Regions from separate parts of the Homo sapiens genome. Here region 1 is linked to region 2. The links are chromatin loops, found by intact Hi-C in ENCODE. Cell type or tissue: right lobe of liver. All regions are shown on one strand. Links, peaks and the distances in the headings refer to the core of each region. The heading gives the core; the rest is flanking DNA.

Region 1 (12,741 bases), core at 1,561-9,560, 120 kb before region 2:
TTGAACTATCTTAAGTTTCCCACTTTCAAGGCTGTCTTAATAGGAGTGCATGAGCTCTTATTTAATGTGGTATTTGGTATTTCTTATATGGTAAGATTAAATGTGGGGCCTTAATAGCCGTATATGTTTTTTCTTATCCTCTCTCAGACTCTACCACTCATTTTAGCCATTCTGTATACTACAGAAAGTGTAAAATAAAACATGAGAGAACACACTGTCCCTGGCTTGTTGGCATCAGAGCAGCCAGAGAGTTCCTCTTAAATATAGGTCAGATTGTGTCTTCTGCTCATAACTTTCAGTGGCTTCTTATCTTAGATTAAATGCCAAGTCCTTATAATGGTCTACAAGGCTCTGCATAGTCTGGCATCCATTTCTTCTTTGACCTCATCTTCTTTCTCCCCTCCTCTCATTTCTTTCTGTTGGTTTCTGTGTTGTTCCTCAGATTTGTGAAGTATATGCTGACTGTGGCAAATTTGAACTTGCTGTTCTGTCTCTGTTTTACTATATATTTTACTTATTAATATATTGTGCCTCCTAACTTGAGTATATGCCTCATGAGGGCAGGGGTTTCTGTTTGGTTCACTGCGATATCCTCAGTGCTTAGAATAGTGCTTGGCACATAGTACTGGCAAATATTGTTGAAAGAACATACGTATTGATAGGTGTGCAGAATGATATGGATTCATAATTTCAATTTAAATGTATTAACACTCAAATGCAGGGCATGATACTGAAATTAGTAAGCACTGTTTGCATTTATTAACTTATTTTACTTTGTAAAATAAAGTCTTAAGAGTGGGATGCAATTTAGAAACCTTGTCTAACTTTTTCCTTTGTTGTTTCTCACACTGGGGTAAGAGTAGCCCAGGGGTGTGCAGCAGTATGCTAGGGTACAAAGTGGTTGAAAGCACTGATTCTGGAGCTGTATTCCCTAGGATCTAGCTGCGTGTCCTTGGGCAATTTACTTACCTTTTCTGTGCCTTGGTTTTCTCATCTATGAGATGGAAATAATAAGAGTACCTACCTCATAGGACTTTTAGGATTAATAAGAGAGTTAATATATATCCAGTGCTTAGAACAATACGTGGCACATTGTGTAGGCAGTATATGAGTTTTAGTTATCATTGTAACATGAAAGTGGGGAACTAACACAGATATGAAATAGAATTCAAAATCACTTTTTAAAAAAAGAAATAATTGCCATTCTAATTGTGTGAGATGGTATCTCATTGTGGTTTTGATTTGCATTTCTCTAATGACCAGTGATGATGAACTTTTTTCATGTTTGTTGGCCACATAAATATCTTCTTTTGAGAAGTGTCTGTTCATATCCTTTGCCCACTTTTTGATGGGGTTATTTGTGTTTTTTTCTTGTAAATTTAAGTTCCTTGTGGATTGTGGATATTATTAGCCCTTTGTCAGATGGATAGATTGCAAAAATTGTCTCCCATTCTGTAGGTTGCCTGTTTGCTCTGATGATAGTTTCTTTTGCTGTGCAGAAGCTCTTTAGTTTAATTAGATCCCATTTGTCAATTTCGGCTTTTGTTGCCATTGCTTTGGTGTTTTAGTCATGAAGTCTTTACCCATGCCTATGTCCTGAATGGTATTGCCTAGGTTTTCTTCTAGGGTTTTTATGGTTTTAGGTGTTAGTTTAAGTCTTAAATCCATCTTGAGTTAATTTTGGTATAAGGTGTAAGGAAGGGGTCCAGTTTCAGTTTTCTGCATATGGCTAGCCAATTTTCCCAACACCGTCTATTAAATAGGGAATCCTTTCCCCATTGCTTGTTTTTGTCAGGTTTGTCAAAGATCAGATGGTTGTAGATGTGTGGCATTATTTCTGAGGCCTCTGTTCTGTTCCATTGGTCTATATATCTGTTTTGGTACCACCATGCTGTTTTGGTTACTGTAGCCTTGTAGTATAGTTTGAAGTCAAGGTAGCATGATGCCTCCAGCTTTGTTCTTTTTGCTTAGGATTGTCTTGGCTATATGGGCTCTTTTTGGTTCCATATGAAATTTAAAGTAGTTTTTTTCTAATTCTGTGAAGAAAGTCAATGGTAGCTAATGGGGATAGCATTGAATCTGTAAATTACGTTGGGCAGTATGGCCATTTTCACGATATTGATTCTTCTATCCATGAGCATGGAATGTTTTTCCATTAGTTTGCGTCCTCTCTTGTATCCTTGAGTAGTGGCTCGTAGTTCTCCTTGAAGAGGTCCTACACATCCCTTGTAAGTTGTATTCCTAGGTATTTTATTCTCTTTGTAGCAGTTGTGAATGGAAGTTCACTCATGATTTGGCTCTCTATTATTGTTGTATAGGAATGCTTGTGATTTTTGCACGTTGATTTTTGTATCCTGAGACTTTGCTGAAGTTGCTTATCAGCTTAAGGAGATTTTGGGCTGAGACGATAGGGTTTTCTAAATATATAGTCATGTCATCTGCAAACAGAGACAATTTGACTTTCTCTCTTCCTATTTGAATCCCCTTTATTTCTTTCTCTTTCCTGATTGCCCTGGCCAGAACTTCCAATACTGTGTTGAATAGGAGTGGTGAGAGAGGGCATCCTTGTCTTGTGCCAGTATTCAAAGGGAATGCTTCCAGCTTTTGCCCATTCAGTGTGATATTGGCTGTGGGTTTGTCATGAATAGCTCTTATTATTTTGAGATATGTTCCATCGATACCTAGTATATTGGGAGTTTTTAGCATGAAGGGGTGTTGAATTTTATCGAAGGCCTTTTCTGCATGTATTGAGATTATCACGTGGTTTTTGTCATTGATTCTGTTTATGTGATGGATTACATTTTTGATTTGCGTATGTTGAACTAGCCCTGCATCCCAGGGGTGAAGCCAACTTGATCGTGGTGGATAAGCTTTTTGATGTGCTGCTGGATTCGGTTTGCCAGTATTTTATTGAGAATTTTTGCTTTGATGTTCATCGGGAATATTGGCCTGCAATTATCTTTTTTTGTTGTGACTCTGCCAGGTTTTGGTATCAGGAAGAGGCTGGCCTCATAAAATGAGCTAGGGAAGAGTCCCTTTTTTTTTTTTAATTGTTTGGAATAGTTTCAGAAGGAATTATACCAGCTCCTCTTTTTACCTCTGGTAGAATTTGGCTGTGAATCCGTCTGGTCCTGGGCTTTTTTTTGGTTGGTAGGCTATTAATTACTGTCTCAATTTCAGAACTTGTTATTGGTCTAGTCAGGGATTTGACTTCTTCCTGGTTTAGTCTTGGGAGGGTGTATGTGTCCAGGAATTTATCCATTTCTTCTAGATTTTCTGGTTTATTTGCGTAGAGGTGTTTATAGTATTCTCTGATGGTAGTTTGTATTTCTGTGGAATCAGTGGTGATATCCGTTTTATCATTTTTTATTATGTCTATTTGATTCTTCTGTCTTTTCTTTATTAGTCTGGCTAGCAGTCTATCTGTTTTGCTAATCTTTTCAAAAAACCAGCTCCTTGATTCATTGATTTTTTGAAGGGTTTGCTGGAAAGGATATGGAGAAATAGGAACGCTTTTACACTGTTGGTGGGACTGTAAACTAGTTCAACCATTGTGGAAGACAGTGTGGCGATTCCTCAAGGATCTAGAACCAGAAATACCCTTTGATCCAGCAATCCCATTACAGGGTATATACCCAAAGGATTATAAATCATTCTATAAAGACACATGTACACGTATGTTTATTGCAGCACTATTCACAATAGCAAAGACTTGGAACCAACCCAAATGCCCATCAGTGGTAGACTGGATGAAGAAAATGTGGCACATATACCATGGAATACTATGCAGCCATAAAAAAGGATGAGTTCATGTCCTTTGCAGGGACATGGATGAAGCTGGAAACCATCATTCTCAGCAAACTAACACAGGAACAGAAAACCAAACACTACATATTCTCACTCATAAGTGGGAGTTGAACAATGAGAAGACATGGATACAGGGAGGGGAACATCACACACTGGGGCCTGTTGGGGGGTGGGGGACTAGGGGAAGGATAACATGAGGAGAAATACCTAATGTAGATGATGGGTTGATGGGTGCAGCAAATGACCATGGCACGTGTATACCTATGGAACAAACCTGCACGTTCTGCACATGTATCCTAGAACTTAAAGTATAATTTAAAAAAAAGAAAAATAATGAGATTTCCAAGAAATTTTGCACTTTCCTTGGGCCATTGAAATCAGGCAACAGATGAATAAATTAGGCAAGTGAGAGGCAGTGGCTTTACAGGAAAAAGATCAGCTATAATTAAGCTTAGACATCCGTGTGACTATGACCCAGTGATTTTTATTACTAATTGGCCAGTAATTTCCGATGCGTGGTAGCTTACTACCTAATGAGTTGATTCGTCTGTTGGACAGAATCTATTGTTAGAAAATTCTTTCTTTTGCTGATCTGAAATCTATCTCTTTTGTTACTGGCCCTTGCTTTTTTTTTTTTTTTTTTTTTTTTTGGCTTAATACCTAGTAGGCCTGTTGGTTGTATTGCCCCATTAGAATTTACTTCTTCAGCTTAAATGTCTCTAGTTTCCTTGGTCTTCCTCCATATGACATGGGTTTTGAACCCTTTATCATCTTGATTATTCTTCCCTGGGTGTAATTTATCAGTATTTCTCTTAAAATGCAAGACCCAGAGCTAGTAACTGATCATGTTTTACTTAATCTGCCAGTGTGAGAGGTTGCATAGTAAAATGTAAGAAACATTTGCATTTTAGGGCAAACTATATCATTAATTGGCTCTGTAATATTTGGTTAGTCACTTTGAGCCTAATTTTCCTCAAATAGAAGATTATCCAACACTAATGAAAGATGAGTAACAAAGCTTTCTTGATATGGGAAATTTTGATGTTAGTAAAAAGAAGCTAAAATATTTTGCTTTCATGAGAAAAAAAGTATATCAACCTTCATGCTAAAAATCAAATTCTTGCTAATGTTGACCTTAGTCAACTCATATGAAAATCTAAGGAAAGAATTCTAAGATCATTTCAGTGACATTGCAGTTAGTAGTATTTATGTACACTTAGTAATATCTTGGAGAGGTTAGCTTTATTTCCTTTAACTAATAGTTTCCTTTAGGTATTGCATTTAATCTAGCTGTTTATATTTGATGTCTGTATTCTAATTTAAGTATTTTTTATGAAGAATAACTGTCACCCATTTTACTGATTTCCTGGCATAACCAAATTAATTTTAGTTTTCCTATGTCTGTTTTTTATAACCTCACCATTTTGATTTGAAAACGTTTCCAGAATCTTTTTTGTAGTCCTCGATCGGTATTCAAGTCTCATGTGTACCACTGAGAAACTTTGGGTTCTCGGGCAGGTCATTTAACTGGCCTATACACACACTTCTTCTTCAGTGTAGTGAGAGGCTTTTAGTTCTTTGATTCTCCTCCTCTACCCCGTCCTCTATAGGAGCCAGAAGAAATCCAAACTCACCTCTGCCCATATCTTCAACCTCTTTCTTCTGCGCAATACATTTTATTATACTGGCTACTCAGGTTTTTTCACAGCACTTCACAGTTTATGTGTGTTTTTGCTTTATTTACTTGTTACTCGTTTCCCCCACTAGACTAGATGCTTGATGAGGGCAGATAATGTATTTTCATTCACTGCTCTAAAACCTAATGCACAATAGCATGTATTGCACGTAGAAGATGCCCAAATATTTACTGTTTTTAAAATCCTATGATACTCCTATTACTTTCAGATAGGCATGCAGCTTTTTCTTTCTCCTGAGGTAGTGTTTATTAAGTTCTTTCCAGCCACTTGGACATTCATATTAAAATGAAATTTTAATTTTAACTTGATAAGTGTAAATTACAGTGCCATATGAAGGCTCAAGCTCCAGATATGTCAGTTTCTGTTGTATTCTTTCGTTGATACGTTTCTAGAATAGTTTTTAAATGATTACAGAATGTTCCTAGTGATTTGTTTGAATATGACTTGGTAGCCTTGGCCTATCTGTACTATAAAATTTGACTCTAGCCTAAGCTTAAGTTTGTTGATGTTATGTTTCTTGTGTAGGTGCCAAAAATTTACTCCTTTTAATATTGTCAGTATTGATATCTGTCATCTGGAATGCAAGAATCTTCGGGAAAATTTACTAATAAATTTAATGCTACCGCCATACTGCCCAGAAATAATTTATTTTTTTGGGTGAAGTACCAGAATACTGTTTGGTCACTTACCTAGTGGCTTGAAGGAACCAGAGCATCTGTCCAAGGGAGCCATTTAGTTTCCTCCAGCACTTATGATTGAGCCTTTTGACTATCTCAGAAGTGGGATTGGAGAAGTTTGTCTTGTTCTCTTGTCTCTTTTCCGGTTGAAGTTTAGGAGATTGACTCATTTTGACCATTTTCTTGTTTTGTTTTTACTCTAGGCAGTAACTGGGGCTAAAGCTCTGGGGAGGCACTTGGCTGTGCTTGCTGAAGTATTTCCATAGTTGGACTGTCTCTGGCAAATAAGTGAATTTCATTTAAAGCTCGTCAAAGCTGTGTGAATCTTGGCAGAACCCCATAGAAACCATAGCATAAAATTTCTTTTAAAACAACTATATTATTAAATGAAGAATTTGGGGTAAAGCATATTGCTTTAATGGTCTTAATACTATTTAAAAAGATCCTTCCACATTAATATTCAAAATGTTTTCTAGTAGTGGTGGAAATCCTCTGCGTCTACCAGTTCAAAGGTAGGCTTTCCCAGTCTTTTGGGATCTAGCAAGGATCAGTTTAGTCTTACCTGCATGCAACTGTTCCTGCAAGAATGTAGATTTGAAGTTTTTAATAAAGTTGACCAGTTCATGTATTTCTGATGAATTAAATAGAGGAGAATGGCATTTGAGTAATCAGAAAATACTACCTTAAAATAATAAAAATTATTTAGAAAGTGATGGCATTATAATGTTTTCAAAGCGTAATGATGTTAACTAAATTATCCATTACTGACTAGTACTTTTTTTTTATACCTATCCCCAGGGAAGGAAGAATATGCAAGATGGTGCAAGTGATGGTGAAATGCCAAAATTTGATGGTGCTGGTTATGATAAGGATCTGGTGGAAGCCCTTGAAAGAGACATTGTATCCAGGAATCCTAGCATTCATTGGTTAGAGTCTTTCAAATTATTGAATTAAAGTAGAGGAGAACACAAATTATAGGTTGTCTTGGTGTGTGAGTTTTCTCTTGTTATTCATTAATCTGATTATGACCACATCTATAATATGAAAGTATAGAATTGACGAGACAGTTCTGTCGAATGTAACCAAGGACATTTTACATGTTAATTTGAAGTTGATGTGTAACTGACAAGTTGTTAATTCAATGACATGTCCTCATTAATAACTAATGTTTTCACTGATCTTTTTATGCAGTAAGAATTAGAATAATGTTCTTACTATGAGAATAATTTCATAAGTAAAAAAAAATTAAAAGAATTAGTTTTGACCATAAATCAAAGATCCCTGAGTAAACATTATGAAAGTTTGCTGTTCTTTCAAAGGGATGACATAGCAGATCTGGAAGAAGCTAAGAAGTTGCTAAGGGAAGCTGTTGTTCTTCCAATGTGGATGCCTGACTTTTTCAAAGGGATTAGAAGGCCATGGAAGGTGAGAATTTATTAAATTGGTTTTGATATAAGAATGCTACTTGGCACTGGAATGAAAGGCAGCATTGCTGTAGTTTTTGATGTATTTAACCCATTTTGAAAAGGTTGGGAGAAGTTTATGTACACCCAAAACACCTGGATTTGAATTTGTAGTTGTGATGTGTTACATCTGCATAGCAGGAGAGATGGGCTTGGAGTGTTGAAACTATATAGTCTTTAGGTCACTTCACTCAGGGATGCTGAGCTAGAGATTAGTTTTAAGAATTTTCTGGATGTATGGTTCTATAAATAAAAAGTTAAGCAGATTAAGCAGAAATAATATATGGTCTTATAGAAGAAAGGTGTGATCAAACAGTTTTCAAAAGTTGGAATATTTCTCACTGATGGTTAATTATTTTGTTTTACTTGTCACTGACTTGAAAACAAATGTTTTTTCTAAAAAGAGGTCTTTAGCTGTGTTTTAAAAAACTACTTCTTGGCTGGGTACCGTGGCTTACACCTGTAATCCCAGCACTTTGGGAGGCTGAGGAGGGTGGATCACGAGGCCAGGAGATCGAGACCATCCTGCCCAACATGGTGAAACCTCATCTTTACGAAAAATACAAAAATTAGCTGGGCGTGGTGGTGCATGCCTGTAATCCCAGCTACTCGGGAGGCTGAGGCAGGAGAATTGCTTGAACCCGCGAGTTGGAGTTTGCAATGAGCCAAGATCGCGCAACTGCACTCCAGCCTGGCAACAGAGTGAGACTCCATCTCAAAAAAAAAAAAAAAAAAATCACTTCTGTATCATTACAAAATATCTGACTTTATCAATTTATTTTGTCCTTGCTGTGCTTTTGTAGTATTTATTGGCAAACTGGATTAAGAAAATAAAGATATATTTCTAAAGAATCTTTTTCCTGACCAAATAATTTTTTTCTGCAACAGTAGAATAAAATTCTTGAATAGAACTATTACGTTTTTTTAAAAGGTTATGTCTGAATTTTTTAGGGATTTGTGAGAATAGATTATTTACTGAAATGGGACAATAAATGTATTTTATTTATTTTTTGAGACTGAGTCTCACTCTGTTGCCCAGGCTGGTGTGCAGTGGCATGATCTTGGCTCACTGCAACCTCTGCCTCCTGGGTTCAAGCAATTCTTGTGCCTCAGCCTCCTGAGTAGCTGCAATTACAGATGCGTGCCACCATGCCCAGCTAATTTTTGTATTTTTGGTAGAGGCTGGGTTTTGCCATGTTGGCCAGGTTGGTCTTGAACTCCTGGCCTCAAGTGAACCTCCCACCTTGGTCTCCCGAAGTGCTGGGATTACAAGCATAAACCACTGTTTCAGGCCTGATAAATGTATTTTAAAGAATACATGAAAATAAGGAGACCTCAGAAATTTTTCAAGCTTCTAAAATTGGTCTCAAAATGTAAATTCCAGAATTTCAGAACTGGAATGAGTCTTTGAGATCATCTCAAATCCCCACTATTTGGCATACTAGAAAATTGAAGTCCAAATAGGTTGTGACAACCATAATAGACCTTTAGAAAATTTAAAATTCAATGTGTGTCAGCTTCTTAGGTTTATATGTGCCTTTCTGCGGCACACTTTCTCCTGCATTGTGTGATACCATTCCTTTATCCGTCAAGCACTTATTTAGCCCTGTTATAAACAGGGTTCCTTGTTTTTCAAGACATAGTCCCTGAGCTATGAGACATCCTAAATGGAGAGTTGGGCAGTTACATATAGCTTTCAGTGTTAGGCACTAGCAGAGCCTAATGGGTGGTACAGTCCACATGTGCTTGGAAAGCTCAGCAAAGCACAAAAATGACATGATTAAAGAAGGCTTTATGCTTGAGGACGTGGGATTCAAGCTACAATTTGTAGGGTTGTGAGGATTTCGCTATGTTGGAGGAGACATTTTGGAGATGTAGGAACTTAGAGGGGGATGAATGATGTGGGCAGTGGAATATAGTGAGAAAGTGTAAGTGTTTTTGGGAAATAGATGCATTGAAGTTTTGTAAGGAAGGCAGCATAGAATATTGGTAAGGGGTACAGATCCTGGATCCAGACTGGGTACATGTGAATTCAAGCCCTTTCCACTTATTCTGTGATCTTGAGCAAGTTATGAAACATCTCCATGACTCAGTTTCCTTATCTATAAAATGGGAATAATAATGGTTATCTCATAGGATATAGTGAGGTTAAAATGAATTAATGAGGCCTTAGAACTATGTAAATGTTGAAAATATAAATTAGTGGAAGATTCAAATGGGAAGGTAGGTTGAGGCCAGATTGTATTTCCCAGGAGTTCGATTCTTTTTCTGTAGGTGTTTGGGAGACCTCTTTGAGCAGGTAGGTAGCATAGTTAAATTAGTGAGTTGGGAAAAACAACCTGGTTGCAATGAGCACAGAAAGACGGGAGGCAAAGAGCACGTTCAGAAGTGATTGGCAGTAGTTTAGGCTTAAAATTCAAAGAGCCTGAATTGGGATGGTGATTATGAATTAGGAATGGAAGGACAGATGCTAGTGATATTTAATGAAGGAAGTTGGTAACCTTTTGGATGTAATATATGTGTCAAGAAGGCAGGGGCAAAGATAATTGGCTTTTGCCTATGGCAAAATAGTGATGATAACATAAATGTGGAGCTCAGGAAGGGAGAAAGACACTGGTTTATTGTTCTTGATGTTGAAAGTTCAGTAGGAGCAGGGGGTGCTTCTGGGGAAAGAGATAAGGAATTATTTTTGAGTTTTAAATTTTGGTATAATATTAATGTGGAAATGCACCAAGTTAGAAATACAGGGCTGAAGCTTGTGAGAGAGGTAAAAGATGAACATATTAAGTGCCTTTTCAAAAATACGTTATCTCTGGGATGAACTTTTCTCTAACAGAATAATATTGAGGTCCTTCTTTACAAGTTTTAAGATCAGATTATATGATTTTTATAAAGGCAACATTTAAAATTGTACTTAGAAAATAAGGAGATGCCCAAGAAATAGACTACTGTATTTTCAGTGCTGAAGTATATAAACATATGCTTGAATCACTCTTACATTGAGACTCTGTTCATCTATCCATTTATCATCCAGCCTATCTTAGCACTTCTCAGACTGCACCATAATTTATCCATATTTTCTAATAGATTAAAAGTCTCTTGAGGATTTATATGTGATTCCTGACAGATTCGACTTTTTTTCCTCAGGGCCTAGTACTTAGTAAGCATTGGATAAATTTACACTGGGTAAATACATATTTATTGAGTATTTACCTTGTGTCACATGATAGGCTAAGTGCAGAGGATACCAAAATGAGTGAATAATAGCCCCCAAGAAGCTCATGGTCTTTGGGTGATTAAGCATGTATTTAATGGAGGCCATGTGGTAAGTGCAGTATTTGTTGAGGACAGTGTGACTAGTGTCTGATAGAGTAATGAACACACTGCTATGGCAGAAGAGAGGAAGAGGGACTTAGTCTGCTGTGGAGAATAATATCAGGGATGGCCTCCCAGAGCAGGTGACCCTGAGCTGAGACTTGAAAGATGAATAGAAGTTAAACAGGCAGATGTGATGAAGAAAGGCTCTAAGGCAGAGTGGATATCAGGTACAAACACATGAAAAGTGTAAGAGAACATAGTATATGTGAGGAATCTTGTGTAGTTCAGTGTGGCTGGAAGTATAGAGTGTTTATATGGGACATAGTAACAAAAGACACTGCTGGAATGGTTGGTGTGACCTACTTCTCACAAAGAGCCCTGCATGCCATGCTAAAGATGTCAGTGAGCCATTGAAGAGTTTTTAGTAGAAGGGTGATTTGCAAGTGTAGGAAGATCTCTTTTCTGTAGCAGTATGGAGGACAGGTTGGGGATGGACATAGATGGATATGAAAAAGTAATCTGATCAGGAGGTTGTTGAAATAATCTAGCCAAACAATGAGGACAAATGCCTGCAGAAAGTCATGGGCTTTTTGGTTAGTGAAAAATGAATGGATTTGTGAGAGATGTTTAGAAGGTATCAGTGACTGATTGTTTACAGGGATGCGGGAGAGAGACAAGTTGTATGACTCCCAGATTCCAGGCTTGAATTGAATGACTTCTGACATCACCTACCCAGAGTAGGGCCAAACTTCACAGGTTGAGAGCACAGTTTTCCACAAGACTGCCCTCACTTCAGACACTAGCTACAAACTTGGGGGTCCCCAGGTCACTCTTATGACCAGCTGGCTACAAATTCAGGAGTTCCCACTACCCTCTTAGGTTTGATAATTCTCTAGAATGACTCACAGAACTTAGGGAAGCCTTACAGTCGAGCCCAGGACGACATAGGCATGAACATCGTGGGTCCCCTTACACATGGCTTTTCTTCTGCCTCTGCTGCCCCAGAGACAACAAGACAGCCCCTCCTTTTCCTTCTCCTCCTTAGCCTATCCAAGGTGAAGACCTTTAAGGTGATACACTTCCATTTAATGAATAATAAATATATTTTCTCATAATTTTCTTAATAATGTTTTCTTTTTTCTAGCTTTATTGTAAGAATACCATATACAATACATATACAAAATATGTGTTTACAATTTTTGTTATCAGCAAGTCTTCAAATCAATAATAGGCTATTCAATGATTTTTTTTTTTTGGGAATCAAACGTTATATGCAGATTTTTGACAGTGTGGGGGATTGGTGCCCCAACCCCTGAGTTATTCAGGGAGCAGCTGTACTTACGATGACAGTGTTATTATAGCCAAAGGATGTAAATCAGAATCAGCCAAAAGGAGAAACTTACAGGGCGAGATCTAGAAGGATGCTGAAGGTGACGCTTCTTTCGCCCTCTCTTCCTGGAGTCAGGATGCTTTGCTCTCCTGGATGTGTGACAATATGGAGATTGTTGCATCACATGGACATGTGATAGTACTGTTATAGTTTGGATATAGTTTGGATATTTGTCCCACCAAATCTCATGTTGAAATTTGATTCTTGATGTGGTAGTGTTGGGAGGTGGTGCCTGATGGGAGGAGTTTGGGCCATGGGGGCAGATCCCTCATGAATGGCATGGTGCCAGCCTCATGGTAATGAGCAAGTTCTTACTCTGTTCATTCTCATGAGAACTGGCTGTTTCCCCTTTCTCTTGTTTCTGTTCTTGCCATGTGAGTTCTGCATGC
Region 2 (12,741 bases), core at 2,991-10,990:
CCTCCTGGGCTGGCACTGGAGGCGTGTTTCCAGCAGGTGTGTTTCCAGCGGTTGCTTGCTTTTTGTCCTGGGCCTTATCAACAGGGTGGAGTGAAAGGGAGCTTCCAGGGGAGGGCTCTCAAAGAAACACGCCTGCGCGGCCCTGCGGCTGGGGCGTCCCAGGCAGGCAGCACAGGCGGTCCTCACTGAGCTCTGTCTTCTGCTCCAGAAGGAGGATCAGCCCCAGAACCACAGGGAGATGCACTTTTACCAGGACCCATGGGCTCCCTCCCGGCAAGGACCAATAAAGTGATTAAATGAAAAGAAGTAAAACCCTCGGCTCAGGCAGCCAGCAGAGGCTGGGCCTTCAGGGTCACTAAGGATACGTGCAAAACCGCCTGCCCACAGCGCTGTGGCCTGCCTCGGTTGACAGTCACGCATAAGCCGGCCTGCCTTAGGTGGCCGAGGAAGGGAAGAAGTGGAATCATGGAAAACATCCTCCCAGTGGACAAGGGCGTCAAATGGCTGGTCCTCCAGGACAGGAGAGAAGAGAGTCTAAACCAAGAACCCCAGCCCGCTGGCTCTGGGGAAAGAGGGTGGCTGGAGAGACTGCCCCGGCGGCCTAGGAGGAGTGATCCCCGGGACCTTCTCCCAGCACGGCCCACCCAGTGCAGGGACGGCAGCGCCACCAACTCTCTGGGCTCTCGGTCCTGCCTCCGGGTCCCCGTCGCTATGGCCTGGACCTCTGCCCCCACCCAACATGGAGCCCCTTAAGAGCAGGGACGGGTCTCACTCCTCTCTGCCGTCCTCACCCCGGCTCTACGTCCAACCCTCAGTGAGTGCCCCCCCAAGTACTGAATAATGAATAAACGCATGTGCACCGAGGACGTGCGAGGCGTTCGTTTCTCCACCAGCCCTTCCTGGCCCTCTCTGCAGAGGCAAAGGCTGAGAGGAGCTTCCTTGCCAGTTCTGGGGGCGGGTCCCTGGTCAGGCGCGTTTCATCTCAGCACACAGCAGCCCAAGCGAGGCTCTCTCTCAAACAAGGAGAAGCCGCCCCCTGCTGGCCGCAGCCGATAGTGTCACACAAGGCAAGCAGGAGCCCTCTCAAAGGAGCCGGCTGCCAGCTTGGTGCTTACAATGGGCTGGCTGTGCAGGAAGAATGAGTTCAAGAGAGCTATTGTACAACGAGGTAACTAGAGTTAATAACAAGATATTATATCCTTAAAAGTTGCTAGGAGAGTAGATTTTAAGTCTTCTCATTGCAAAAATGGTGTGTGAGATAATGCATAATTAGCTCGATTTAGCCAGTCCACAAGGTACACATATTTCAAAACATTACATTGTACACGATAAATATAAACAATTTATATTTGTCGATTAAAAATAAATTTAAAAACACAGTTTTAAAAAGCTGAGATTTTCCTCCCCTTCTATTTTACTCATTTCTTTCCTATACCCAAACTCCTGCCATTTCCAGTTACTAACCCTGTGAATACTAGGTGAAAGTTAGCAATTTGTGTTGGATATAATTTCATCTCAGAAGACAAGGAAAAGGTGAACAACTATAGGAAAGGAAATAAAAAATAATCATTAAACTCTCAAAACAAACTCACCACCAGGGTTATGAATTTTTAGAACTGATCATCTATTTTCATGTAACAGAGAAATTCATATTCTTTGAGAAGGAGCTATTTCTTCTCTAACACAAAAGGGAAAGCGTTTATTAATAACTGACATTTGACAAGAGGGCACGGCATGTGCATTCCTGTTTGTGGGTGAGTTTGGTAAACAACAAGTCTCTTTTTTTTTTTTTTTTTTTGAGACGGAGTCTCGCTCTGTCACCCAGGCTGGAGAGCAGTGGCACAATCTCGGCTCACTGAAGCCTTCGCAGCCTCCATCTCCTGGGTTCAAGCGATTCTCCTGCCTCAGCCTCCCAAGTAGCTGGGATTACAAGCGCCTGCTACCACGCCGGCCGGTTAATTTTTGTATTTTTTAGTAGAGACGGGGTTTCACCATGTTGGTCAGGCTGGTCTCAAACTCCTGACCTCAGGTGATCCACCCGCCTCAGCCTCCCAGAGTGCAGGGATTACAGGCGTGAGCCACCGCGCCTGGCCAACATCTCGTCTTTTGACAACAGCCTCTCTGAAGGTTTGGGTCCATGTGCCTAGCATGGCCACAAGGGGTGCAAGGTCTTGGAGAACATGGGATAATTTCTTGGTTTCAGAATTCACATCCAGGTTTTCAATATCTTCATTTTGTTGTGATCATGTTAAATAACTTCCATTGCAAAAGGTGCTCAGAACCTGTGCCGAGCTAGTGTGAGTGAAGACACAGCTTGTCCTTGCAAAGTTGCGTCTGCAAACAGAGCAACCTGATCTTTGAAGGTATCCTGGAAATCCACAGAGAGAGCTCCTTTCCCATCACTCAGCTCAGTATTAGCCGTGCATCACAGTGAAAAGAGCGTGGGTTTTGGAGTCACACAGGCTTCTGTCCAAATCATGGCTTTGCTGTTTGCTAGCTGGGACTCAGGCCGCTTCTTTAGCTTCTCTGAGCCTGATTCCTCTTCTGTAAAATTGAGGTACAATGTAGAACATAAGGTGGTGGTGACAATCAGGTGTGGCATTTATTTGTTTTATTTATTTATTATTTATTTATTTGAGACGGAATCTCACTCTGTCACCCAGGCTGGAGTGCAGTGGCACCATCTCGGCTCACTGCAACCTCCGCCTCCCGGATTCAAGCAATTCTCCTGCCTCAGCCTCTTGAGTAGCTGGGACTACAGCCGCGCGCCACCGCACCCGGCAAATTTTTTGTATTTTTTAGTAGAGATGGGTTTCACCATGTTGCCCGGGTTGGTCTCAAACTCCTGAGCTCAGGCAATCCACCTGCCTAGGCCTCCCAAAGTGCTGGGATTACAGGTTTGAGCCACCGCGCCCGGCCCAGGTGTGGCAGTTCTAAAGGTGGAGGTTACCTCCGTAAATGGTGCCCAGTGATTATTAACGGTGTTTGGCCACTATCAGTTCTGGGTGTCAGAGATGCCTACAGCACACAGGGATTACATTTCTGTTGACTAAAAATCTACACTAGTTTCACAATTGGATTATGAAGTTTGGGTTCTCAGAGAGATACTTTTCCTCCTTTCTTTTCTGGAGTGACACTTTTATCCCACCCTGCTGCAGGGCAGTCCGTGAGCATCGAGGCTTCCTCAGGCCTGTGCCTTACCACCTCCCTGATGTGAATTGGATTTGCTGTCACTACCTTAGCTGGTAGTCTTCAAACTATTCTGACCATGCTTCTCTATGATGAAAAATGTTGGGGCAGGTGTACCCTCATCTACGTATGTTTATTTTAAATTACAAATATGCGGCCGGGTGTAGTGACTCACGCCCAGCACTTTGGGAGGCCGAGGTGGGCAGATTGCTGGAGCTCAGGAGTTCGAGACCAGCCTGGCCAACATGGTGAAACCCTGTCTCTACTAAAAATACAAAAAAAATTAGCTAGGCATGGTTGGCAGGCACCTGTAATCCCAGCTACCTGGGAGGCTGAGTCAGGAGAATTGCTTGAACCCGGGAGGTGGAGGTTGCAGTGAACTGAGATTGTGCCATTGCACTCCAGCCTGGGTGACAGAGGAAAACTCTGTCTCAAAAAAAAAAATTACAAATATGCATACATATGCACACACATATTCTACTGTCCATTTATTTATCACATATTTATGTAACTCAAGCTTTTATTCTTAAACAAAATAATTATGAATAGAATTTTTACTTTCATCTTCCCATATTGGAGTAGATTTACTTGGGCATCTGCTTCGGAGACCCCATGTCCTCAGGGTCTGGGAAGGGTCAAATTGCCCAGCCTCTAGACACCATGATTCCCTTCATCCTGGCATCACCACATCACCATCCTGCTACTCTCACAGGAAGCTACATTTCCCTCAGTTTCCAAGTGTTCATGTCTCGATGACATGAGTGGATTTGCCATCCATTCATTGATTGAGTCATGAGCCCTACAAACATTCATGGGGAGGGTCCTGTTGAAGAAACTTCACATTATGCCCTGAGGTAAAGAGGGGGGAGGTCAGAAGGGTGTATTCGGATGGCCTCTCTGACTTCCTGATGCTAACAGCTTTCTCAGAGGTTATTGTGAGGCCCAACCACTATCATGCTTGGAAAGCTCCCAAGGCGGAGGAGAGGGGCATGTGGTGAGGACTGTGGGAGGGTTATTGCCTCTCCTGCATGCCACTTCCATCTGTCTATGGAATAGCAGTTACAATACCTGCATCTGCACCAATGATGCTTCTGCTGCCTTCCCAAGGATGGTGGAGTGTGAAGTGCTATGACCACCCTCAGCAATGAATGTTCAAGAATCACTCACTGATCACATCATTTATGATTAAGATTTGGACACTGATATATAACAACTATTAGTGATTCTTTGGAAGACTGGTATGCATTTCTAGATTCTATTCACTTAAAGTTTTAAAAGTTTTAAGCAATTGGCTGGGCATGGTGGCTCACGCCTATAATCCCAGCACTTTGGGAGGCTGAGGTGGGTGGATCACCTGAGGTCAGGAGTTGGAAACCAGCCTGGCCAACATGGCAAAACCCCATCTCTACTAAAAATACAAAAATTAGCTGGGCGTGGTGGTGGTTGCCTGTAATCCCAGCTACTCGGGAGGCTGAGGCAGGAGAATGGCGTGAACCCAGGAGGCGGAGGTTGCAGTAACCCGAGATTGTGCCACTGCACTCCAGCCTGGACCACAGAGCGAGACTCCATCTCAAAAAAAAAAAGAGCAAGATGAAACTTCATGAAGACAGACCAACAGCATGGAAAAAAAGGATGACTAGAAAGGAGAAAAGTGAAAACTGCAGGAATAGTCAAACTGCAGAGCCAGATGGGGTTCATCAACCAGCGATATGCACATACAGGTTCTGAGACAGGAAATGTGGGCTGCAAGCATGAGCAGAGCAAGATGGGAGAATCTTACACCTATTCAATCAACACAGTGGTGGTTTGCTAATAATTACACAGACGTTCTGCCAAGCCATACACCCTACCTGCTACAGCTAGTTAGTGTTGCCATTATCATCACTGTTGCAACTGCAACCTTGAGAAGTTCAGGGCCTAGTTGGGAAGACATACCTAACAAGCTGTAAGAGTTCCTTGCCCCCTTGCTGGCCAGCCCAGGGGCCTTTACCATGTTCTCCCCACATCCGTAAATAAACTTCCTCCGCTACACTGTAAAAAAAAAAAAAAAAAGAAAAGAAAAAGAGTTCCTACAAGTTAATTAGTATAACAGATGTCTGAATAATCGACTATGTGATGCATAAAAGAAGTAACTTCTGGGGGTCAGGGAAGATTCTGGAGGGGCAGGGACATTTGAACTGGGCCTTGAAGACTATGTAGGAGTGCATGAGGTAGAGAACAGGAGAAGTGTATTCTGGGTAGGGGAATGGGGAGCAGCATGTGCCAAGACCCAGATCATGGAAGAACTTGGCAGGTGTTGAGGAGTGAAAGATTAGTGTGGAAGGAGATAAGGGAGAGTGTGTGAGTTGGATAGCATATAAAGCTAATGAAGTATGTTACATAAAGTTCATGTGAGCTGGGCTAACACATTCCAACTCTGCTATGTTGACAACAAAGGTCTTTAAGCAGGCAGTAACAGAACTGCCATGCTCACTGGCTAACTTCTGAATTCAGAGTCTCGCTCCCAGGCAAGTGAGCTATTGAGGCTGCCCTGGATGGGTTGGCATCATTTTGGGCCTGGTCTTCAATCATCCATGTTCAGAGACTGACTCTAAAACACCGTGTGATTTCTACTGGGGCAGCCCTGCCGTAATTCTTAGTGCCTCATGGTTTGCTTGGAGGCCCTAAAAGTGCCTAGAGGTTCCATGGGTGACTGAGTCCTCAATCAGATCTCTTGCCCCACTGAAGGAAATGGTCCCTTCTGACCAGTGACTGACCACCTGGCTTCTGGGTAGAGTTCAGTGTTGAGAGAAGGAATGAGTTGGGTCTTCCATTGGGCTTGGCGTTTTGCTGCCATAAATGGAATCCCAGCCTGCAGCAGCATCTGACACTCAGAGGTGACTGAATGCTAAAGGCACTTTGGAGCTCCCAAACCATGTTGGTGCCGGGGAGTGGGAGGAGAGAGAGGCCCCCTCTCTCAGCTTCAGGGGGATCTACGCAGGAAGTAGCCCAATGGAGTAGCGGTTGGAGTCTTCATTTGGAGTAAATCTAGGTTTGACTTCTATCTCAGCCACTTACTAATGAAGTGACCTCACGAGTGATTCATCCTCCTTGTGCCTCAGGTTCTCCTCTGTAAAGCGGAATGGCAATAGCCTTCTTATTAGGTTCTAGTGCAGATTTATTGCAATTTAATGAAATAACATATAAAATGCTTAGCATAGAGACTGGCATCCAGTAGTTAATAAATGGTAGCTGTTACTGACTTATTCAAGATAAGGTCTCTTTAGTGACAACCTCTTTCCTCCTCATGATTCCCAGCCTTCCGCCTGGCTTTGCTTCTCTGTGTGCCTGGCAGCTGGCTGCCACCCCTTTGTCAACTCTGGCTACTCAGCTTTGCTGCCTGGAAAAGATCTGCAAGGCTCCAGCCTCTAATAGGGCTCTGATCTAGCCTCAAAAGCATGAAGTGTCAAGACCTGGTGAACAGCTCTGGAGCTTTGGTGCAGCACAGAAGCTCTCGGGTGCACTGTCGGCCTTTGGCTGGCTGTGGTTTATGGGTTGGGTAGCTTTATAGCTTGTGGCCATGCAGGAAGAGATCTTCACAGCCCTGTTTTGGGAACACCATTAGGAGCTGTGGGACTGATAATGCTGCCTGGAAAAGCAGGGACAGGGAGCCAGGGAGAATCCTCCTCCTGTCGCACCCTCTGGCTGGGCTTAGGAAAATGTCATCCAGAGTGAAAACTTAGGGATAAGCTCAGATGAGATTGTTTCTGGAGGTCATGATCAATAGGGCAGTGTGCAGGCACCTATCTGAGAGCTTGGAGTTAAATCGGTGTGCTCCCCATTGCCTCTTCTAGGCTAGGCCTTTAGTCCACACGTAGGGTAGGACTCATAGAAACACTAGATTCCAGTTCTCTAAGTTCCAGCAGCAGGCGAATAAAGTGGCATTGATACAGGTAGAAGCCACACAAGATCAATCACATTCTGATCAATAAAAAGAGGACTTTCACGAACACCCAACACTCCTCAGAGACGGACAGGCCCCGTGAGGGCTTCTAAGCATCCTAGGCTGGGTGAATTCAAGCACAGAGGGTGGGCAGCTTGCAAAACAGACATGCATTTTTGGGGTTTACACTAATTTGGGCTTTGAAATGCTTCAAACCATGAAAGGCTCTGGTGGAATACATTTAGAGACTGCATTTCTTTGCTCTCACTGTGTGCCTTTGGCCAAACCTTAATATTGCCAGGCCTCAGGTTTCTCACTGTAATAGGAAGGGATTCAACTGGGCGATTTCCACAATTCTTCCAGCTCCCAAATCTATCAATTACATGTAAAGATCTGGGAAAAGAAATAATAGAAAAAAAATACACTTTTTTTTTCTTTTGGGAAAAGGTTTTACCTTTCTTTAAAATTGAAAAAGGAAAAATTTTGGAGAATGCATTTTTGAAATAACTAATAAAATCTTTCAGCTAAGTTATTTGCTTATTATTCCCATCCTTGATTCTTCCAACATTGCTTTTTAAAATAGACAATTAGAATTGTTTTATGTTACCAGTTCCTTCCAATTCCTGAACTCCGGGAACATTCTGTACAATGCAACCCACAGACTCCCAAGCAAGATGCACTTCTATGAGCTTCAGAAGATGTTTTTATTGTTTTGCCCAGGGCCTCCTTTGCTCTGAAGTATCCTTGCCAAGCCTATGAGAATGACTCACATCGGCCAGCACCTTTTATCCATCTACAGTGCTTTTCCAAGCTGCATTTACAAAGCAAACACTTCACTCTCCTTGTGCAATACCTAGGGGTGGGAGAAGTGACTGGAAGCAGAGAACCCTAGAAGTTCAACACACACACACACACACACACACACTCACACCACACACACACAGCTCAGGGCAAAGTGACTCTCCAAAGCAGTTAGGTACCAGCATTAATTTACAGAAGGCAGAAAAACATTCTCCAGAGGACCAAGCTAATGCACTGCTGAAAACTGGACATTAGGATGGAAATGCATGATTTATAGAGTGTCTATTCCGTGCCAGGCACTGCTGGACTTGCTACATATGTGAATGGAGAAGCAGGTGCATTTACTACTTAGGTGGGATGAGTGACGGAAGTCATGCAGATTATGGGTCACTGAATGAGGGGCCTTGGACAAGTTGCCTACGCACTCCATGCCTCCATTTCCTCATCTAGAAGTACAGATAACAATAGTCCCAATGTTATGGGATTGTCATAAGAATTAAATAAGACATGTAAATAACAGTGCAGTGCCTGGCTCAGACTAAGCACTCAATACATGTTAGCACTTCTTGTTATGTTTTCTTATTTAATCTCCGCAAAATCCCTGTAAATTGGCAGTGTTAGATCTATTTTATAGATAAAAATATTGATGCTCAGAAAAGTGGCCTACTTATCCTGGTGGCTCAGGAAGTGAGTGAGCTTAGCCCCAGGTCCTCTCGCTTCCGGGATAGTTTCCGCCTGCAGCCCCAAGGAGGGTCCTCGGCGCCCCAGGAGCAAACAGACCGACTCCGGCCTCTCAGCGCTTTCCACATCTCTTCAGGGGCTTGCACTTTTGTTCTCTCTGCTGAAAGAGTGAACCGACCGTGAATGGCCTTCAGCCACTTCCTCACCAAACCCTGGACTTGGGTCTGTTTCCAAAGATGGTTGCCGTGCATGCAAAACACTCAAGCATCACAAAACCAGACAGAGCTTTAGAGATCCTTTCAAGAATATCCCACGGCTTCTCAAGAGGACAACCGGGGCCCAGAGAAGTGGGCACCCAGGTCACATCTCAGAGCTGGACCAGAATCTGTTCTCCTGACAGCTCCTCCGAGGGTCTTCCTGCGATGCCTCCACACCTCGCACAGGCTGGTGTTCCTTGTTCCCATCTGGTCTTCAGACTTCCGTCTTACTTGTCTTTCCTTCAAAGGCCGTCTCTGTATCTCACCCAGGGAAAGCATTACTGCTTTCAAGGCCCTGGCTGCACACTGTCCATGCGTACATCACCTACTCAGTGCTGGGTGCATGCCAGGCTCCACTCTGTGCCCAAGGAGACCTGTGAGTGCCCAGACAGATGGTTCCCTGCACTCCCAGAGTGAGAGGAGGAGACGATAAACAAGTAAAATATGCAGAGACGTGAAATCACCAGCGGTTTGAACAAGTGCGCTGCACGTGATGCAGAGGCTGGTGTGGTGCCTGGGTGGTGCCCCAGTGGGGACGGGTGGTCAGGTCACCTCTCTGGAGCAGGGCTGTTCCGTCTAAGGTCTAAATCATGAGGTGAGCCATCCTGTTGAGGTGGCAGCAGCTCAACCCAGGCAAAGGGAAGAGCCAGCGCCGGGACGGCAGACCAGAATGAGACCTGGGAGTGCCAGGGGAGAGTAAGGGGCGGGAGGAGAGGGTCGGGCTGGAGGTGGATGTGGCAGGAGGGCTAAGGTGTCCTGAGCTCCCATCAGGGCTGGCCTCTTACTCAGAGAACTGCAGCAGCCACGGTGGGTGCAAAGCAAGGGAAAGACATGGCAGAATTTACTTTTTGAACATAACTAGTGGCTACTGTGGGGAATAGATTTTAGGGGACTTATTAATAAGCTTTGCCATGGGAAGATACGTCCCCAGGTTTACCAAAGCCTACCATGGTTCACATGTGAGTTCTTGCTCACATTTCTGGAGAGCCAAGGGCCCTGCTGTGCTCCAGCTGCCTTCTCTCCCCAGGACCAGGCTGAAGGGGGAGCCCCTGACACAGGTGGAACCAGGGCCCACGAGCCCTGCCACCCGCAACCAAAGCAAGTCCCAAGGCCCAGGCCAAAGTGGATGAGGCTGAGAGGGACAGTCCTTTCAGCAAGAATGAAGGGGTGCATGGCTGCGAACCATGACATGGCCACCCAGGGAGGCAGGCGGGACCCAGGAGCCAGGGAGAACATGGCTGTTCGATGGAGGATGACGGTGGCTTAGGCCCCATGAGGAGCCTGGCGATGGACAGAGGAGAAAGCTCGGAGGATGTTTGAGAAGTCAAGTCAATATATACCGTGTGGAAAGGGCTATCGGGAGAGAGGAGAATCAAGAATAACTTCAGATTTTTGGAATGAGTCATCGAGTGGATGGTGGTGCCACTCACAGAGACAAGGATGGCCAAGGTCAGCTTGGTCATGTCAGTGAAGGCGCTCATGAACCGTCTACATGGAGACCTCCAGGAGGCTGCTGGGCCCCAGAGCTGCAGTTTTGAGGGAATAGGGGAGAGACGACCGACTGCCTGCCTTCGTTCAGGTTTCCTGCCCATCCTCATGTGTCCTTTCAGAGGAGGAGAATTTCTGAACATCTGATGCCATGGAGGTGGAAGGAGCTGGTATTTTTAAAGTAGGAAGTATTAGGAAGTAAAGTTAAAATATTTATGAGTTTTCAAGGTATTTATAGTTGTAGGTTCCTTTGTGAGCTTAGGAGCACACAAGTCAATGAAGGAGGGCTTGTAGGCAGAGGCCGGCCTGGTGTGGGGTGGGCTATTGGAGCCCAAGCACTGTGACGGCTGTCCTTGGCAGGGTGGGAATCAGAGTAGGGAGAGGAGGACGAACCTCCCCAGGGAAGCGGGCCTGATGTGGGTGTCCCCACAGGCAGTGTGAGTGCAGGGTGCGTGGTTGTGGGGATGGGGGTTGGCCACCTACAAGGGGATTGGTCAAATGAAGGGATATATTAAGGTTAATAGGAATCCAGCTTCTCACTGTCAGGGAAAGGAGGAAAACTAGAGTTTCCAGTTGGATTAGAATTGGAGGTATTTGTGGGATCTCACAGTTTTCAATAAATAATGTATTCATCTTCTTGGGCTGCTCTCACAACATACTGCTGATTTAGTGGCTTAAACAACAGATATTTATTTTCTCACAATTATATTAGACACTATAATTTGGTAGTTAAGCCATTTTTAAACTATAACTTGGTAGCTATAGTTTAAAAATACTTCCTCATAAAATAATGATTATAACAAAGAGGAAATGAGTGATCTTCCAGAGAACATGACTGACACCAATCTAATGAGGTGATTAAAGTGAACATTATTAGTAATAGGACAAATCAAAATTTCCTGCCGCCTGATAGGATGCAATGAGAACACAGCATTGCATTTGTGAGATTTCTTCTGAAGATGTCTAACCTGTATGCAATCACAAGGGAACGTCACACAAACCCAATATGAGTGACATTATACTAAATAACTAGCTTGTCATCTTCAAAGTGTGGAGGTCTTGAGAGACAAGAGAAGACTGAGGAACACTTCCAGTCTGAAAGAGACCAAGGAGACAGAGCCTGCTAAGTGATTCAGAACCGGGTCCTTTATCTAGAGTGGGCCAAATGATGAGGCTTGAATGGGGTCCAGGGTTCTAATGCATCAACATTAATTTCCTATGTTGGTGGTGGCACGTGGCTATGTAGATGCAAGTCTTTGTTTGTAGGAAATATGCATGAAAATATTCAGGGGGCTGGTGCAGCAGATCGGCTATGCTGCTTATTCTCAAATGGTCCAGGAGCAAGAAAAGCTCTTTGAACTGAGCTTATAGTTCATGACTTAATAAAAAGTTTAAGACTATTTTATTCATATTTCATAAATCATAAAGCTGAGAGACCTTTCAGTCTAAATCACCTAAATTTTAGAGATGAGAAAACTCAGGCCCAAAGAACTTAAGTGAACTCCCCAAGGTCCCACAGCTAGTTAGTGAGGAAGCCAGCCCTGGTGCCCTTGCTTCCTGTGGGCTGGACCACAGAATGTTCCACTACATGCCCCTGAGGCTAGGGGACACCCAAGAGAAGAGGAATCATGAAAGCAGTTTATCTAGAGCTGGAAGCTCAAATTCATGGATAAAGATATTCAAGCACAGAGAAGCTAGGTAGCTTTACTGGACTTAGTTCCTTTACTGTGTATCTGGTACTACTTACTCTGCCCACATGTAGTCATCCTTTTCACAGGGATCATGCCAACGCTTTGCTAAAAAATGCAATCCTATGTCTAACGAAATTCCTTGACCTGCTAGTTTGGTAGCTGTATACAATTTATTCAAAATGTTGTGTCATATTTAGGTTTATAACCCATAATAGACTCTTCATGGTACCACTTTCTTTACTTCTGCTCATAAGTCATCTACTTAACACTCAGTTCTAGAATTGCCTTGGCAATGGATATAGCACTTGAGTTCTGCTTAGTTTGTTCTTAGAAGCACATGGTTGGGTTCACCACATTCTTCAGTTCATGATGCACTGGATCATTGGCTCCTCAGAGCCCCATCTCATTCATTCATGTGTGCAGGCAGGCATTTATTTTATTGGCCTCCATTCCCCATTTCTTTTCTCCTGTCCCTCACAGGCAACTATTCTAATGTGTTCCCTGTTTGTAGTTATCAGCATGTGTTCTCTCAAAAACAAAGTGTTTAAAGGCACATATCGTTGAAGGCACACAAACATCCTCTAGCTCATCACTTCTCATTTCTTGACTCAACACTATCCTTTCAAAGCTCCGTTCATGTTGCCGCGTGTACATGTCGTCTGTTCCTCCCAACTCTGATAGAGTATTTCAGAGTGTACCTTTTTCACTTGTG

Evidence for each region. Hi-C counts contacts between places; a loop is a spot of excess contacts. Peaks named below come from ENCODE experiments on the same cell type or tissue, not always from the same donor. Only the 100,000 strongest peaks of a DNase experiment are listed, where the experiment ranks them.
Region 1: it touches region 2 in a loop (9-fold over the local background); 6 of 110 quality-filtered maps call a loop at or near these places.

The regions. Positions count from the first base shown.
Region 1 is chr13:30,235,325-30,248,065 of GRCh38, reverse strand. It overlaps KATNAL1 (katanin catalytic subunit A1 like 1), which reads left to right. Exons shown (of 11, transcript NM_032116.5): 5 at 6,980-7,107; 6 at 7,501-7,606. It overlaps LOC102723381 (a long non-coding RNA gene), which reads right to left. Exons shown (of 4, transcript XR_007063741.1): 2 at 12,366-12,441; 3 at 6,744-6,812; 4 at 6,149-6,458. Among named protein-coding and RNA genes, the nearest start is that of KATNAL1, 66 kb to the left of the region's middle. In right lobe of liver, for the core only: no CTCF peak of the experiment used is centred there; no DNase peak of the experiment used is centred there.
Region 2 is chr13:30,121,025-30,133,765 of GRCh38, reverse strand. No RefSeq gene overlaps it. Among named protein-coding and RNA genes, the nearest start is that of LINC00365, 19 kb to the right of the region's middle. In right lobe of liver, for the core only: no CTCF peak of the experiment used is centred there; a DNase peak (open chromatin) is centred at 7,945.